Linked DNA regions of Mus musculus: region 1 is linked to region 2. Evidence: chromatin contacts called from ENCODE POLR2A ChIA-PET data. All regions are on one chromosome and are shown on one strand. The core of a region is the stretch at or near the end of the contact, and the rest is flanking DNA. Distances in the headings are between cores, read along the strand shown.

Evidence for each region. ChIA-PET counts read pairs that join two places held with the same protein, here RNA polymerase II (POLR2A).
Region 1: POLR2A ChIA-PET joins it to region 2 with 12 read pairs in Patski. The contact joins two enhancer-like sites. POLR2A ChIA-PET finds 5 or more read pairs at or near these places in 3 of 5 experiments (Patski and embryonic stem cell).

What each region holds. Positions count from the first base shown.
Region 1 is chr5:115,571,273-115,578,274 of GRCm38, reverse strand. It overlaps Gcn1 (GCN1 activator of EIF2AK4), which reads right to left. Exons shown (of 58, transcript NM_172719.2): 2 at 6,764-6,866; 3 at 3,633-3,696; 4 at 2,979-3,110; 5 at 2,047-2,155. Among named protein-coding and RNA genes, the nearest start is that of Mir7029, 6.2 kb to the left of the region's middle. Within about 2 kb of position 5,199, at least 1 of the 3 ENCODE cell types and tissues checked has a DNase peak (open chromatin) inside an H3K27ac peak, as active enhancers do.
Region 2 is chr5:115,531,174-115,537,340 of GRCm38, reverse strand. All of the region lies in intron 1 of Pxn (paxillin), which reads right to left. Among named protein-coding and RNA genes, the nearest start is that of Gm13840, 23 kb to the right of the region's middle. Within about 2 kb of position 2,405, at least 1 of the 3 ENCODE cell types and tissues checked has a DNase peak (open chromatin) inside an H3K27ac peak, as active enhancers do.

The DNA of each region.
Region 1 (7,002 bases), core at 3,950-6,449, 38 kb before region 2:
GCCATTCAGAAAAAGAATAGACAGTCCTGGTTAATATACTTATCTGCCTAGACTTGTCCTCCACTAAGGACCAAATCCTACAGGCAAGAATGGTGGACTCCTTTGTTCAGTACTTAGGAGGCAGGGTCAGCCAGATCTCAGTGAGTTCCAGGTCAGCCTGGTCTACACAGTGAGTTCTAGGCCAGCCAACAAAGTGAGACACCGTCTCAAAAACAACAACAAAAGAATAAATTTTTAAAAAATTAAAAAGCACAGATATTAACAACTGCAACTAAACATCAGGTGCATGTTAAGTGCTGTGGGAAGTAGGGTGACATTGGGCACGTGGCACTGCCTTTAACTCCAGCGCTCAAGAGGCTGAGGTCAGCGGATCTGAGCTCCAGGCCAGCCAGGGAAATCTCCACCACTGGACCATAAATGATCAGATCAGGGCTGGTGAGATGGCTCAGTGGGTAAGAGCACCTGACTGTTCTTCCAAAGGTCCAGAGTTCAAATCCCAGCAACCACATGGTGGCTCACAACCATCCTTAACAAGATCTGACTCCCTCTTCTGGAGTGTCTGAAGACAGCTACAGTGTATTTACATATAATAATAAATAAATCTTAAAAAAAATGATCAGATCACAGAAAACCCTTCTACAGTCATGAAACCCAGTAACACCAGGGACCACAGTGGCTAGGGAGGGTCATAGCCTTCTGTACGATTATATCCTTATGTGCACCTACCACACTGCTCTATCAGCCAGGGTTAATTAAGAGCTCTACAATTAAACAAGCTTGCCCACATCACATTCAGAAGCCTACTGGGGTTCCCTCTCTCTGAGATGATCAAGAGTCACCTCTCCTCACAGAAGCCCTCAGCCACATTCTCCGGCTGTACCCTGCTTCTCCTCAGCACGGCCCCAGGCTCCGCACCTGCACGTCTCCTCCAGGAGCTTCTGCTTAAGCTCCACCGCAGCTAAGGGCTCCTCAGGGTTACCTACACAGCAGCCCCAGCCTCTCGTACAGGGCCAGTCAGTGAATGGCTGAATTAATCATGTATCTAACAGACAACAGGATCAGCAAAGGAAAAGTCCAGATTCTAGTCCCATACAACAGATGCATCCTGTCCTATGACACAACATGCTACGGCCAACCCTCCTACTCACTTGGTCAGTGAGGTTCCACAGGCTATAAGAACTCAGCAGAGATAAGCCAAGGACCTTGCCTATTACTAACCATCTTAGTAGAAAGCCACTCGCTGACAATGAAAGCCACGCTCTGGAGGGCTGCAGAGTCAACCTCATGCCAACTGCTGCAGGGAGACGTCAGAGCTCTACATCACCACTGCCAAAGGCCACTCCCCAGCTGTCCCTCAGGGTATCTAGGTAGGAGAGCAGACAGACGGCCACCTGTCTGTCTACCGGGCTGGCTACTTTACCATGAGATGGCTTCAGGTATGCAATACCAATTGTCATTGACATGTAGGTGCCTATGGCCACTGCAAGGCTCCCGGTAATGTCTCTCTGAGGTGCATAGCTAAGTGGCTCTGTCAAATCTCATGGCCAGATATGAGACCCATAACATCACCCCTAAGACTCCTTCCAGATCAACCACACCCCCTGGCCTATACCAAGCATACCTAGACATCAAGAGAAGGTCCCAGCCGGCCTACCAGGTTAACAGACAGGTGGAAAGGAGAAACAGAGAATGTGCAAGGTGCAGGCATAAAAAGAGAGGAGATCAGATGACCAAGGCAGCAGCCAGAGTCTCCCTCTATCACCCTGAAATCCAGACACAGGTGAGAGACTGCTTAGCCAGGAAACAGCACAATCGACATCACTGTAGCCGCTGGCAGCCTGCCTTTCAGTTGTCAGCCCTAGCCTGGCCTCTCGTGAAGGCAAGGCCCTACACCATGCCTGACACAGAGCCGCAGAACGTGATTCCTACGGTACTGAACTCACACCCGCCACCAATGCCTGCCTCTGCAGAGCACTCGGATGCGAAGGACGCCTCAACACCCTGGGGAGAGCTGACCCCCCACGGCTCCAAAGACAAGGGACCTACCAGCTTGTTCCAGATGTCTCCTTGCCGCTTGGCCTTCAGGGGAAAGACAATTCGCACTAGGAGGCAGGTCCAGGTCAGAGCCAGCAAGGCAGCTGAGCCGCTACTCTTGCTACAAAGGAGAAGCGGGAGGAGAAGAGCTTAGTGCGGGGTTCCAGCCTCCACGGGGGATTGGGGGGGGACAACAATGTTCACCCTGTGGCACAGCATGGTGTGTGTGTATGAACCCTCCCCCAACACCATCAGTGATAAACAGGACAAGCGTCCAGGCCTCACTGGCTAAATCCCATCCCTTGATGTTTGGGACAGTAAAAACAAGATGAGGTTGGAGAGACGGCTAAGAGGGGTTAAGAACACAGGTTGCAGCCGGGCATGGTGGTGCACGCCTTTAATCCCAGCACTTGGGAGGCAGAGGCAGGCGGATTTCTGAGTTCGAGGCCAGCCTGGTCTACAAAGTGAGCTCCAGGACAGCCAGGGCTATACAGAGAAACCCTGTCTCGAAAAAAACAAAAACAAAAAACAAAACAAACAAACAAAAAACCAAAAAACAAGAACACAGGTTGCTCTTCCAAAGGACCTGGGTTCGATTCTCACAGCAACCACATGGCAGCTCCCACTGTCCCGGGGACCTGACCCCCTCCCCTGGTATCCTCAGGTTCTAGGCATGCACATAGTATACAGACATACGTGCAGTAAGAGACTCATTCACATAAAATGTACATGAACAAGTATATAAAGCTTTGCCCATCCAGTGCCTCGGGCCCACTGGATCTTTTCTCTACTAACTTGGTTCCTCTCCCCACTCAGAGGCGCTCTCTAGTGCCATTCAGAGTACAAAGGTAAGAGGGCCAGATGTGCTCCCACCAGTGGCTCTACACCAGCCTACCTGAGAAGTTGGCACCACCCCCCGGAGGCCCGCAGCCCCAGGCCCGTACCTGGGAACACATGCTTTGGAGCCAACCCCTGAAGACTGGAGAGAGTGCAGGAGGTTCTTGGCGGTGGCCTCTGGCTGGGCCTCGGCCAGCTGCTGGATGGCTGCCTGCAGGGCTCTGCGAGAGGCTGCGTCTCTAAAGAGGGAAGGAAGGGGTAGTGACATGTGACCTCAGCAGAGACAGGGCTGCTGAAGTCAAGCACTGCTCTTCGGGGGGACACTCATGGTCCTACATTTCAGGGGCCCCTAGGGGACAGAGATGAACCTGATAAACCCACCTCACCCCAGAAAGAGCACAGGATGACAAGAAGGGCAGAATCTATGCTCATGGTGTATATGCCCCATGACTCCTTTATAGCTTTATAAGTGCAGCTAATGATTGCATACATGCGCTGAGATATTATAATAAGGCAGGCAGTGTCCCAGGCCTTCACACTAACAACTTCCCATGAGGTACAAAATGCTATCATCCCCATTTTGCAGATGAGAAAACTGAGGCATAGGGAGGCTAAGTAACTTGCCCAGGATCCAGTAGTTAAGAGCATGAACCTAAGAGTCTGGCTCTAACAACTAGGGGCTCTCCCCACTGCCCCATGCTGTCTCTCTGACACAGTGTCGCTGTATGGCACGGTCTAAGCCCTGGTCTCTGGGGGCTCACCTATATCGATGCAGTGTCAAGCAGAACAACTTGCAGAGCCCTTTCACGGCTCCCTCTGGCAGATCTGAAAGCAGAGTTCACAGAGTCTCAACAACAAGCACAGCGGTGAGTGTCCGCTTACATCAGTCCTGTCAGCTGGGATCCTGGTACCAGACGCCCTAGTAAGCCCCGCACCTTGTAAAATCTCAAGGAGAAAACAGGCACATGGAACAGAAACGCCCCGAGTGCAGGAGACACTTGCTAAACCAACGATGGATAGAAGAAGCCCAAGACCCCAGCATCTCCCTCTCCCTACAGAGCAGGGCTCAGCAGGGCTACGACTGCCTGCTCTGCTCTCCGGCCTGGGCGCTGGCTTTAAACTGTGCTGTTGGTGATGCTCGGAAGGTACTTGCTCACATACAGTCTAATAAGTGGTCTACAAGTCAGCAGGAAGGCCACATGTAGTGAGGCACACCTTTAATCGCAGCAGTGGCCGGCAGATCTACGTGAGTTAAAGGTCAGTGTCACCTACATAGTGAGTTCCAAGCCAGCCAGAGCTACACAGTGAAAACTATCTCAAAAATATATAGACAGACAGACACCCTGTTTCTAAACTAAACAAAACAAAAACTGGTGGGCAAGGTGGTTTAGTGGGTAAAGGTACATGCATACTCTATAAGCCTGACTTTAATCTCACCCCTGGGACCACGTAAAGGAGGAAGGAAGGAGCTGCCTCCAGAAGGTTCTCTGTCCTTCACGTGTGCATCCTGACACTTGTAAGCATACCATACACAAACAGGCATGCACACAAAATGACAACATTTTTTTACAGTTCATAAACCAGGTGTGGTGATGCATGCCTTTAATCCCAGCCCTCAGGGAGGCAGAGGCAGAGACAGGTGGATTTCTGTGAGTTCTAGGCCAGCCTGGACTACATAGTTGAGTTCAAGGAGAGCCTGAACTACAGAGACTGTCTCAAAAAAAAAAAAAAAAAAAAGGTGGGGGGGGGGGGGGGGAGAAAAGCTTAAGAACCAGGACAGGACAGGCATGCCTGGAACTAGACAGCCCTGAAAGCCCAAACCTGCATTTGTCAACTGTGGGAAATACAGAGAGGGCAGGAAGACAGGGAAGAAGGCTCTGAGGAGAGCACTCAGGCCGCTCTGTAAACCAAGGCACTGCCCCACCCAGTGGGCTCTGCTGTAAACCCACCTTCCAAGGAAAAAATAAACAACAGGAAGCCAGCAGGCCAGCCAGAGGGGCAGCCAGGCGGAACAAGAATGCCCTGGCATGCTGGTGAGTCAGCTGGGACAAGCAGGACCCGGCAGACCAGAGCAAGCAGTCAGCAGAGAAATTTGTCTGGGGAAACTCAGCCCCTGTATGAGGTGGATGAAGCCCAGGAGGAGCTTTCTCAGCACGTCCCATTTCAGGAGCCCAAACGATGGAGAGGAAACAAGCAGAACTCCGAGCCTGTGGGGCTATCAGCACTAAGGAAACAGCAGCCAAGCTGACAGACCAGGAACAATGACAGGAAACACCCAGCGCTCGTGTCCGCTGTCCCGAGCTGCAGATGCTCTCACACCCCCGCCTCACCAGCCCTTGAGAGGCATCACAGGAGCTCATGTTCAGCCTAGGCCCGGAGTGTTAGAGGACTGAAAGCTACAGATTCCAGGAAGGAGGCTGGGTGTTCACACCACAGCACCTCACAAGTACAACTTACTTGGAACTGTACATTCAGGGTGCCAGAAAAGCAAAACCACCCTCAAAGACTCAGAGTAGTTCATAAACTGAGACGCAGAATTCAAACTTACTCCATAAACGGGTGTGTGTGTGTGTGTGTGTGTGAGGGATGTAGTACTTGGCAGTTAGCCTGCAGGGAAATCTAACCAGCACGGCTCAGTACAAGCATATACTTGGCATCTCTGCACAGCAGCCTTAACAGACTGGGGCCTTGAGAGAGTCGCCTCCGAGTAGGCATAAAATTATACACTACAGCACTCACACACAGGACAGCTGAGAAACTCACGCAGCAACTGACACCACTTACAGCTTTAACAAACTTGCCTGTTACCCAGGCAACAACAGGTTTGAAGCAGCAGGTGGGAATGTGAGAGAAGATTGGAAGGAAAAGCCAGATGTGGTGGTTTACATCTGTAAGCTCAGCCCTGGGGAGGCTGAGGACAGAGGACAGACATGCACTACAAGGTAGCTGGGTCCATCCAGGGAGACCCTGTCTTGGGAGGGAGGGTTGGAGGGAGGGATGGAAGGTAGGCCGGCTGGTTTGTTTGAGTTTGGTGCAGTAGTGCACACCTATAATTCCAGGACTGAGTGCTAAATAAGGAGAGTGGGATTCAAGGCCATTCTAAGGAGTCCATTCTAAGGAGTCCTTTTCTCAAACAACCACCACTACTCTCCCCGCAAAAAGAAAAGTTAGTAAAATGCAAGCGCCTGTAGGGACTGTTCTCGGGGCGCATTAGAAAACACACATCTCTCAATCTCAGCTAGACTTAGGGTACTTAGCTGGACGCCACCTGCTACCATCTTCTCATGTCCGTGGACATACAAAGAAAATATCTGTGTGCCCAGTATACTGCTCAAGAATCAACATAATTAAAACTACAAATAAGGGGGCTGGAGAGATGGCTCAGCGGGTAAGAGCACCGACTGTTCTTCTAGAGATCCTGAGTTCAATTCCCAGCAACCACATGGTGGCTCGCAACCATCAGCAATGGGATCCAATGCCCTTTTCTGGTGTGTCTGAAGACAGCAACAGTACAGTATTCTTATACATTAAATAAATAATAAATAATTTAAAAAAAAAACCTACAAATAATGGCCGGGCGGTGGTGGGGCTCACCTTTGATCCTAGTGCTCGTGAGGCAGAGGCAGGCGGATCTCTTGAGTTTGAGGCCAGCCCGGAGTACAGAGCAAGTTCCAGGACAGCCAGGGCTAACTGGAGAAATCCTGTCTTGAAACAGAACAAAACAAACCTACCTGCACCGACCCAAATGTTTCAACTGTTTTGAAGAACATTAAAAAAAAAAAGGTGTAGTCAGAAGCAGACGAGCAGGGTCGTCTCATCAGCTCAGGGAGAAAGAGAGCGCGCACCCTGACTTCCCTCAGACACAGCAGTGCAGGAACAGGCAAATACACACCTTTGCCGGCGATGCATCGCCCCAGTTCACTGAGAATCTCTCTCCGCTCCTTCACACTGGCTGTTGTCACCTTCACAGCGAAGCGCTTCAGTGTCTCGGAAACCTGCGAAGACCAAACCCACACAAAGTTTCAACAGACATGACAAACGCTGAGTGTGTGTGTGTGTGTGTGTGTGTGCACAGGCAGAGCTGCGTTCTGACAGCTGGGGCTGGATAACATCTTGTCATGGGAAGCTGCC
Region 2 (6,167 bases), core at 1,156-3,655:
TGGTTGTGAGCCACCATGTGGTTGCTGGGATTTGAACTCTGGACCTTCGGAAGAGCAGTCGGTGCTCTTAACCACTGAGCCATCTCTCCAGCCTGAAACCCAGTTTTAATCTGGACTTTTGTTTGTTTGTTTTTAAAATTTTGAACTAGTGGGCTCTGGAAGTGCTCTTAGCCACTGAGCCATCTCTCCAGTCCCTCATTCTGATCTGGGTTGGGAAGATCCACCCTGAACCCGGACTGAACCATCTGCTCACAGCCTACATAAAGGACATAAAGGACATGGAAGAAGGAAGTTCGTTTTCTCTTTCTCTCTCTCTCTCTCTCTCTCTCTCTCTCTCTCTCTCTCTCTCTCTCTCTCTCCCTCTCCCTCTCCCTCTCCCTCTGGCAAGTCCATTCCTTAGAGCCTACTTCTTGGGGATTCTGGTGTGTAGAGGACACAAGGCCCTTGTGCTCACAGATAAGAATCAGGGAAACCAGGGATGACAAGCACACAGGTTTGTCTCTTTAAGGGAAGGGATGTGTACCTGTCTTCCACCCAGAAGGCTGAGAGTGGGTGTGGTTAATATCCTGGTGATCTGTGGGGCCAGCACATACCCCAGGCCCCTAGACCATTATGCCTATCCCAGACTCTTCCTCCCTAGACCTTTATCTTGAACACGGTTTCTCAGTCAATCAAGCCCATCCCTAGGAGAGATGTCACGTGCGTGTACTTTGTAATTTGGTGGCCTCTCCCATGACCTAGACCACACCAGATTCTCCCCTGGGCCCTTAAGCTATAGAACAGTTAGGACAGTTTCTCTGCCTGCCTAGGGTTGGCAGGGACCGCCACACTGGTGTATACCTAAGACCAGCTGAGAGGGCCAACCTTGTGGACTAAGCAACTTCTGGATTCTTAGACCTTTTGATGGTGGAGAGCCATTGGTGGACTAGCAGGTCTACATCTGTTAGTCACTCTAATAAGTATAAATATATAAGTATACTTATATATCATATATATTGAATATGTGAGTGTTCATATATCCACTGGATACGTTCTGTTCCTCTGAAGAAACCTGACCTCACCATCAGATCGCTATTTCTGAACCCACGGCTAGAACTACTGCAAGCTCTGAGCCACCTTTCTCATCCTTTCCCAGCTATGGGCTGCCCTGCCTGGGCCCTTACCACACCAGGGCCCACTGTCCACAGCTCCATGGTGAAGCAGAGAGCTGATAAGCTCATAAGTACCTGCCGTCCGGATCCAGGGGATGCTTAAACAGCTTGTCTACCCTTTTGTGCCCAAAAAGGGGTTTCAGTCCCCCGCTGGTCACCCGGGTAGCCCAGGTAGTAGCCTAAGGGCCCTTACAGCTGCTCAGACAGAGGGATGTACACACTGGGTGGGCTCAGCCTGACCAAGGGAGGAGCTATGTAAACAGCTGGAGGAGCTGGGGATGGTTCACCTCCCACCCCTTGGGTGAGACTTCTCCATTTGGAAAGAGGAAGGAACAAGAGGCAGACCCGCCCCTCCCCCTCCCATGGCTTCTGCCCAGTCCCTGTCCCCTCAAGCCGCCAGAGCCCGAGAGCAGTTAGAGCAGAGGTAACCTAACCCACAGTGGGGTGCTTCGACTCAGTGAGTAACTCCCCAGGAATGGAAAGCCGGGTATATTTATCCTGGTAACTGTCTATCCTCGGGGAAGGTGGCTGTGGCCAGCCAATACAGTTAAGCCAGATCTCTGCCCCTACCATGCCTAGGGACCTAAGGCCTCAACACTCTGTAGGAATTCAACCTTCTAGAGGGAGTTTCCCTCACAAACTGGGCTCTGTACCCTCAACAACTGTCCCCTCTTGGAGAATTAATCTCTTAGAGATGGATACCTTACTCTGTCCTGCTGAGAGAGAAAGACAGGAAAGGACGGGGGCAATCAGCGTACAGGAGGAACTGGGCTGCCTGGCCAGGGTCCTAGCAAGGAACATGGACTAGGTCTTGAGCTGCCCCCATTGCTGAGCAGGCTCCAAGGAGGAAACAGGATTAGATGAGATTTATATAGCAACTGAGCTCTTCAAGACTTTGCCTCACTCCAAGGCACTGCTATGATCTGAACCCGGGACGGGAGCTATTCTCCCCAAGGGGCAGGAGAGCCTTGGTGGTGCCATCTGACTATTTAACAGCCATGCCTGCAGGCTGTGAAGACTCACCCGCCCAGCTTCCCTAGCTGACTCAAGCCTTGCTCAACCAGGAGCTGCCCTGAAGGAAGTGTGGGCTAGGTGACAAACAGGAAACCAGGGGGAAAGGTCTAGAGGTTTCCAGCCATCAGCAGACAGGGGCCGTCACCGGGTACAGCTGTCTCTTCCCAGCTCCCGTGTGCCAGAGGCTGATTTCCGGTTCTTGGCTGAGCCCTGCCTGCCAGAGGCTCATGCAACCCCGAAACCTAGAGTGTGCAGGCAGCCAAGGGCACGAGGCACAGGTGAGAGGAGACATAAGAAAATATAGGCTGCAGGGCTTCTGTGAGGTCACTCTGAGATCCAACTTTACCAGGGCCCCTATGAAGCAGGTAGGTATACACACACACACACACCACACCACACACCCCAGACTGCAGCTGTCTTGGTCTCCAACCCCGGGTCTGTATGTGCCCGGAGCCAGATCCAGCCACACCCCCAGGTGAGGGAGCAGCAGCATTAAGAACTCATCCTGAGAGCCCCTCCCCCACCGCCCCGGCACGCCGCCGGGGACACACTTCTTGGGTCAGATCTTAGCGACCTCTTCAACTAACCCATAGGCTCCATCTCCCCACCCCACACCGCCATGGTTTCTCTGTGTAGCCCTGGTGCTTGCTCTCACTCTGCAGACCAGGCTGTCTGACCTCAACTCAGATCCGCCAGCCTCTGCCTCCCGGATCAAAGGTGTGCGCTGCAGACTGGCGCCCAGGGGATTCCTGTTCTGGAAATGTCCCTGGTCTGTTCCAGCTCGGCTCCAGGCCCTTCCTGCAATCTGGGCTCTTCCAAGCACATGAGTCTACAGGCGGGCGGGCGGCTCCCCCTGCTAATCACCAACAGAGGTTAGGAGGGGCTCCACTCTGAGTCATCTCTGGCCCCACAGAGACCTGAACAAAAAGTTCAAAAGTTTGCCTGTTTCTGGGATGAGCTGTGATCTGTCCACCGCGTTTATGGACGCAGAGACACCAGTTTCTCTGCTCTTTCTTTACTCGTCAGATGCTGACTGGCGAACGCAGCCCAAAAGGCTTCCCCACTGGCCAAGCCGCCTGCTTCTGTTCACCTGGCTACCCCCCTCCTCTGGTTCCCACGTATAACTGTCCCCGCTGGGCCTCTCCCTGTCACAGTCACACTTTCTTTTTTATCATCTGCAGCCAACAATACGGTCTAGCATCAGAAACCAGGCTCGGTCCCTTCTCAGTCTCCGTCACCTCCCTGGGTTCTGCTAAGCCTACTTCCAGTAGACAAAATGGTTTGAACTTCCTGAACTACACACACACTCACATGCACACACACACACACACACACACTTTTTATTTTGAAGCTATGGCTCCTTACACAGATCAGGTTGGCTCTGAGCCTTGGCTCGGCTGGGCTCCATGCTTCACTTTGGGTGCCTACCTCTTTTGTGTGGGTCCACACTTCCCCCTCACCCCTCCCCAGACTCGGGCTCTCGGTATAGGAACTTCCTTCCACCCTTTCTGGCCTCTCACTGAAGGGCTGGAGTTAATGTGTGATGGAGACAGACCGGAGACACAATATAGTCCTGGCTTGCAAGTCCTCCGCGCTCGGAATGGTGTGGTGCGCATATGGCCCATGCGCACCTCCCGTGTATGTGATGATTTGATTTGGCTTCCATCTTGAGACAGTTCACTGTATTCCTCAGGCTGCCGTCAACTTTCAGTACGGACTCAGCGTCCTCAATCGCTGGGATTACAAGCATGAACCACCACGCCCAGTAGACTTATATACTGTTTTGTTTTACATTTTTTTTAAGGGTTGTAGACATGGCTCAGTAGTTAAGAGTGTGCCCTGCTTTTGCAGAGGACCCGGGTTCAGTTCCCAGCACCCATGTGAGCATCAATCCCAAGGGACCTGAGTCCCTCTTCTGGCTTCCTCTGGCACCATGCACGCATATAGTGCACATACATATGTGTATGCAAAAGAGTCACACATATAAAATACATCTTTTTAAAATCATTTACTCCCTTTTATATCTGTGTATATGTGCATGCGCACACGCACACATACAAGTCAGAAGACAACTATGGAGTCGCTTCTCTCTTCTCACCATGTGGGTGACAGGTAAGTTAGGTATCCAGGCTTGGTCACAGCATGTGTGCGTGCATGCGTGCGTGCCTGCAGAGCCCATCTCGGGCTTCAGATGCAGTTGAGGGTGGTTGGAAGCTGTCAAGGGAGGATCCTGAGAACCAAATTCAGGTTCTCTGCAAGTAGATGTGATTTTAAAAATATTTCTTTTCTTCTTTTCCCCCAGTGCAGGACTTAGGACCTCATGCAACACAAGACAGACAGCACTGAGCTGTGTTTTCTGGCTCCAAATATTTCTCAAGTATAAGGCCACAGATATAGAGGACAAACACTCCCACCAATGCTGTCTTTGCCCAACTCCAGGGGACAGAACCCCTGGCGTTGACACTCCATCTTTGAGCCTCTTAGAAAGTAAAGCCAAAGGGCCCTCACTCCCTGCTTTGGCCTTGACCACAACTTTCCTCTTTAGCAGGACTGGGACCCGCCCACCCCCACCTCACCCTTTTTCCAGCCTTGGTGTCTCTCTCTACAAACAATAGCAAATGCGGTCCAAACCTCTCCCTCCTTCGTCTTCCTGTTACCTGGATGTTCATACCTGCAGGAGACAAAGGAAGACAGGAGCCCAGGAAACCTTAAGGAAAACCCAGAAGCCCCCTGGGGACCAAGTTAACACAGAAGCTAGAAGTCAAAATCACTGCTTGGAATCAAACTAGCAAGGCTGGGTTCTGGAGGCAATGAGACTGCAGTCAGACAGACAGACACAGACAGACAGAGAGAGGCTGCGGAGAGTCCTTTGCACACACTTGGGGCCTTCAGTGCACAGTATCACGCAGCACCACAAGGCCCCCACTGTCCACACATAAAGCCACGCTGTATGTGTCGTAGGTGTCGCAGATTGGGCTGCTCTGGTGTCACGTGACTCTCCATACACCCTCTGGTAACCCCGCCCCGGGCACTGTGCCCCAGCAGAGATAACAGCCTACCCAGTAGAAACGCAGGACTCTGGATCCACTGCTCATAGCCTGGGGAAAATTTACTAGACAGTTAGGAGCTTCCGCTCACCAACTCCGTCCCTCACAGAGCTCACTGTGAGTAACAGCTGGGAAGTGTGGGGAAAGTCAGCATGGTGGCTGGCGGTAAAATGATGTGGGCCTCCCACTCTAGCACTGAGGCACACGGTACATAAATCTGCATCCCTGATGGTCATGTCCCCTGGAACAGCACAGGGAAGGAGCTGGAGCCAGGGACGTCAGCCAGGGAGCCTGGGAGCTGTGGCAGGTCGTCACTAACTGGGGCCTTCTTGCTGAGCACACCACTGACCTCACCCGTTTATGCCTGGGGTTCGTTCCAAGTCCTCCTTGGAGAATGTCAGCTGAGCCCAGCAGCCTCCAGCTCACTCCCCAGCAGAGGCGGGCGGGGGCGAGGAGCCAGGGGCTTCAATGCTCCCTACTCCTCCCCACTGCAGCCGGGCCTGAGAGCCCCTCCAACTTTGACCAGGAGCCGCCTAAGCTCCAAAGACCCTAAGAAGTTAGGCCAGGAAAGAAGGAGGAGAGTGCAGTGCCCGAGGGACCGCAGACAGGGCTACAACCATCGAGGCAGCTGCTCAGGAAGGGAGAAATAACCCTTCCGCACACCTAGCCTCATCTGTGGGACACCAGGTCAACTTGTACAAGCATTTTCCTCCTGGCCCCTAATGAGATTGCAGCTGCTCCCTCCTGTCTGAGCACTGCCAAGCAAAGCAAGGTTCCCCCAGGCACAGACCTGCAGCCTCCCAGATCAGCCCACAGGCAGATGGAGGTCTCCTATACACACCACACCAGTCAAATAAGGAGGAGACAGACAGCTGGCTTGAACACATGCACACTCTAGCACACTCGTGCATGCGCGCACGCGCGCGCGCGCGCGCGCACACACACACACACACAC